Regions from separate parts of the Homo sapiens genome. Here region 1 is linked to region 2. A link is a loop called in an ENCODE intact Hi-C map of the cell type or tissue named here. Cell type or tissue: Caco-2. All regions are shown on one strand.

Region 1 (2,500 bases), 310 kb after region 2:
GCACAGCAAGAGCATATGCAAGTTATTGCGGGAAAAAAATAACTCTTTGGAAGACCAAGTGATGTGGAGTGGCCAGAGTTGAGACATTGAGAATGAATGAAGAGAAAAACTAGTTGAACTCCATGAACATATACAATTATTACGATTATTTGTCAATTATTTTTTTTTTTTAAAAAGGACTAGTCAGAAATAACACTGAAAGCATATTCTGAGGTCAGATCAGGGGATGCCATTTCCCATCAAGTTAGGTAGCTCCCATTTGTGCTATAGGAAATTCACCAGCACAGGGTGTGTGTGAGTGTGTGTGTGTGTGTGTGTCTGTCTGTGTGTGTGCCTGTCTGTGTGTGTGCTGCCTGCTGAAAAATTAAAGGTAGAGAGCATTGAAGTAACAGTAAGAGATACATGTTTGTTTTTATTTTAGTATACATAAGAAGATTCAACATTTAGCTTAGACGTATAGTAAACTAATTACATATACTTATGTCACTCTTGGGTTGAACAGTGTCCTTCTGATCTTGGGATTGGTGTGGCTCTCTAGGTCAGGTTCTCATTTTTGCCCTTTCTTCTTTCGGGAAGTCTTCTCTCCTGCCCCTGGTTTGGGACCCATGGCTATGTTCTCTGGGCCAGCTGCAGAGTTGTTATATAGAAAGAACTCTGGGAGCAATAATGGAGACGGGACTGAGGGGACAAATAGAGGAAGAAAGGCTGGAGGTGAGGAGGCTAAGGAGGTGAGGGAAACTTGATTACAGACTGCAATGTAAAAGGACACGCATCATATTTGTCCTAGAGGGTCCCCAAAAAGAGAATCAGGATCTACTGATGAAAACCAAAACCCAACAGCTGCCTAAAGATGGCAACAGAGCATCTTGATTTGTCATTACAGCTCATTAGACGAAAGGGCTTAAAAAGTTTATTAGTTATCTACTGCTACGTAATAAATTCTCTCAAAATGCGGTGGTTTAAGACAGCAAACACTTATTATCTCAGTTTCTGTGGGTCAGAAATTCCACGGTGGCTTCATTGGGTGGTTCTTTAGCAGGCTCTCCGATGAGATTTCAGTCAAGATGTTGCCATAGACTGCTGTCACCTGAAGGCTCACTCAGATCTCTGAGGCCGTTGGCAGGAAGCCCCGGTTCCTCAGAAGCAGCTGTTGGGAGGAAGTCGCAGTTTTTTGCGAAGTGGGCTTCCCCACAGTGCTGCTTGAGTGTCCTCATGACATGGCAGTTGGTCTCACCCAGAGGGAGTGATTCAACAGAGAGCCCAAGGAGGAAGCCACAATGCCTTTTTGACCTAGTCTCAGAAATCAGACACTTTCACTTCTGCCATAAATTTATTGGTTGGAAGCGAGTCTCTAGTGTTTGGCTCACAGTCAAGGGCAGGGAAATTGAGTTCCACCTCTTGAAGGGAGGAGCATTCAACAAACTATGGACAAAGCACCTGTAACAAGGTCACACAAGTGGACTTTGAAAGTTCCTTCATACCTGAGATTCTCCGATTCTATTCATGAATCAGTAGACAAAGGGCAAACCTCAAAAGTGTCTGTTACTTGAGTCATATCACCTTGGAAGCAGCCCACTGGAGCTCTGATAACTAATGTATTTGTCAAGAGGAAAGTCTACATAACGGCTTCCAGGAAACTCCATCAAGTGGCAATGAGGTTCGACTGAAAACTGCTTGTGTGGTGTAATGAGAACATTATTTACAATTTTGAGAAAAGAAAGTGGACACAGAAAAGGCTACAGTAGGAGATTGTGTGATTATATTATTCTTGGGACCAAAAAAGTGATTAACAATACACAGCAGTTAAGTTTTTTTTTTTAATTTTGGAAATTGTTTTATTTGGATGTGTAGAAAAGAAAGACTTCTGAGCTTTCCTCGTTACTAGAAATTACTGAGCTCCAGAAGCCATGAGTTTATAGTTATACTCTTATGACAGTGAAAAAGTCATAAAGTCATGGGAAGTCATGGTCCAAACACGAAGCAAATTAATTTATAGCCTGATTTGGAGCAACTGATAGAAAGGAGAATCCACTTGATCTTGATGACTGAAATAGTCCCCTTTTACAGGCAGAGGTTTATGACAAACCCTGATCTTTATGGGTCCAATCTTCTGCTTCTAGGGTATGCAGTGAGCACTATTTATACTATAATCTTGATGCTGTTAATGCTGGTTACTGACATTATTTAGAATCAATCCCTGATCAAACTATAGAGATAAGTACAGATATAAGAAGGCAAATGTTAATAATCATAACAACAATGGTATTGTTGACAGAGGTTGAGGTGAGGTAGGAGAGTGAAGGAGGAAGAGAAAAGGAGAAAAGCGAATGCTATAGGGTCTGAATGTTTGTTTCCTCCAAAATCCATGTTGAAACCTATTCCCCAATACGGCAGTATTAAGATGTGGGACCCTGAAGAGGTGATTAGGTCTTAAGGACTCTGCCCTCATGAATGGATTAATATCTTCATAGATTAATGGGTTATCATGGGAGTGGAACTG
Region 2 (2,500 bases):
TGAGAGATAAAGGAGCCAGTTATCTGAACAATGAGAGGATAGCCTTGTCCAAATTCTGACACCTATCTCAGACAAACCTACACCTGTCCCAAAGAGCAGATGTGACAGTGATGTTGGCTCAGCCTAGGATGCCACACCAGGCCCAAAACCAGTGCATGCAAGTGGTATCAACAAAAATCCCCACTTTCTTACCTATTGTGATGAACAGGAACAAGAGTTCAGACTTCTGGTAAACCAGTTAGACAAACCAAGAAGTGCAGCAGAAAACAGTCCTCTCATTGAAAGCTCATGATTTAAAACAACAGATTTAATTCTGGCCACTGGCCCTGCCATGAAATGCACAGATGCTTAAAATGTTCAGAGTTTTAAGTGGCCTTTACCCTTCAATAAGCACTGCTTTCTTTCGGGCTCAAAGCATTGTTTTTCATCCCCTCTTCACTGGCCTGTGGGAATCAGCTGGGTAATGCTAAAACCATTGGGAAAGCCCAGGATCTTACAAAATTCAGCTAAATCTGGTGAAAGGTTAAATGTTCCCTTCCTAGACTGTCGAAGCAGTAGGAGCAGAGGGTCTCAAATTTAGGAGCTCCCTGATCCTGGCTACATTGCTCTGTGAGCTTGTGGTTTTGTGATTACTTTAGCAGCAGTTCTGAACTACAAAATTTTTAACGAAGCATAACTCTACTTCCTGAACCAAAGGCACCTGAATAAACCGAAGCAAGCCAATTCTTGAAATGTTGTCAAATTTGGTGGATGTCACATTTTTCCCCCTAGAGTAGCTTCATTTGATACCCACTTTAAACAAAGGCTCGCGACTAGCAGAAGTAAACACCAGTTCACCATGATTCTCTCTCATGCTCTCCATTCTGATGTCAGCTAGAGTATTTTTAAGATGTAGGCGTTCTTGTCCACACAATTTCTATTCATTTGGCATAGATACTGAGCAATTGTGAAAATTACCATTATTTACATTAATCGGGATGCAGAAAAAGTATGTACATCTGTTCATTTTCTTATCTCTTAAAATGCTCATTTTATGCATATTTGGATACAGAGGGTCGCATTGTTCATTCCCTCTCCTCTCCCTCCTTTTTCCTCCCCACCTTTCTCTGTCTTCTCTTCCCTTCATGTTACACTGCAGTGTCTAAATTTACCACTAGATGGCAGCAAGAATTAGAGCGTGTCTGGCAGAGATTCGTTAGCCTACGCTGAGATCTGCCCTAAAACAGCAAGATGCAAAACCTTGAAAACATAGGGGCTGTTTCCAAGACCTGGGCGGTGAGCAGGAGGGCATTTGAGAAAATGCCTGTATCCCTGATGACTTAAAAATCAGTCAGATACACACCTGTGTGGAATGATTTTGGTCAGACTGTGATAAACCTGGGTAAACTGGCTTCCTTTCGGCTTAATGAGCCCATGATTTGATGGAACTTATGTATCCGTTCCTTTGTACCTTTAATTCTTTTTAATTATGTTAAGTTTCATTATGTATAATTTCAAGTCAAACATATATTTTATTCCTATGAACTTCAGATAATTTTGTGAAGAATTTTTACTTTGAGTCTGTTTAAATTAGGATTCGGCAAATACTAAAGATTTTTGTTTGAAAAAACTACTTCTACTAGTATGTTTAAATAATTAAGAGTAGAGTTTTCAAACTCTGATAACTGTACTGTAAGACAGATAGATAGGTAGATAGATAGTTGATAGACAGATGAATAATCTCCCAGATACTTCCCGTATATCTCAAATTCGGGGATTATTGCAAAATAGCTAGGATTCCAAACCAATGTATACAAAAGCAACAAAATTGAACATAAAAAAAGTTAAAGTACACACATTCAGACTTGCTGTTTTTCTGAAACTGTGTATAATTTCAATTTCACTGTTCTCATAGGGTTCTCAGTAAACCCTGAAATTTGAAAATAATCAGTTAGCTCCAAAAATCTAGAAAAAAGAGATAAAAACATCTGGCTCTTAACTCTCTTTTTAAGTGATGTTAATATTGGTATAGAGGGGCTGCATTCCCAGTAACAGTGTCTAGGAGGTTCTGGAAATCTTTATGGAATGGGTCAAGGTCAGAGTTTTATATATTAGCAACCAGATGAGACATGTAATGAAACACATTTGAAAACAAGGAGAAAAAAATGGTTTAGTATGACGATACTACTAGAGGAAACAGAGGTTTTGTTTTTATCTCAGAGCCTTTTCCTCACAAAGTGTCCTACAAATTCCCCTCTGCTAATTGGAAGTTGCTGCCAGGCTGTGATCCCCACTTTCCACCTCAAGGAAACTGCTAACAGTCTGTCCAGAGCCAGCAGAGTTTTGCTGTTTTGCTCACTTTGGGTTTGGAGCCGCTATAGATGCACAGTGAACAGCCTAACATGGAGGAGTCTGTCCTTTCAAGACCTTCCTGATGAAATTCCAGATCACTACTTCTCTCCACCTGTCAGAGCTCCGTGCCATGAATGGCTTCTTTGAAGGAAAGCCTAAGCTGATGGGA

The links. Peaks named below come from ENCODE experiments on the same cell type or tissue, not always from the same donor. Only the 100,000 strongest peaks of a DNase experiment are listed, where the experiment ranks them.
Region 1: a loop joins it to region 2, with 2.6 times the contacts of the local background. A loop is called at or near these places in 2 of 110 quality-filtered maps.

The regions. Positions count from the first base shown.
Region 1 is chr20:13,429,318-13,431,817 of GRCh38, forward strand. The region is part of intron 12 of TASP1 (taspase 1); the gene reads right to left. Among named protein-coding and RNA genes, the nearest start is that of ISM1-AS1, 190 kb to the left of the region's middle. In Caco-2, no CTCF peak of the experiment used is centred here; a DNase peak (open chromatin) is centred at 1,564.
Region 2 is chr20:13,118,545-13,121,044 of GRCh38, forward strand. The region is part of intron 8 of SPTLC3 (serine palmitoyltransferase long chain base subunit 3); the gene reads left to right. It also overlaps a transcript of TASP1 not described here. Among named protein-coding and RNA genes, the nearest start is that of ISM1, 100 kb to the right of the region's middle. In Caco-2, a CTCF peak has its summit at 1,186 (motif pointing right); a DNase peak (open chromatin) is centred at 1,187.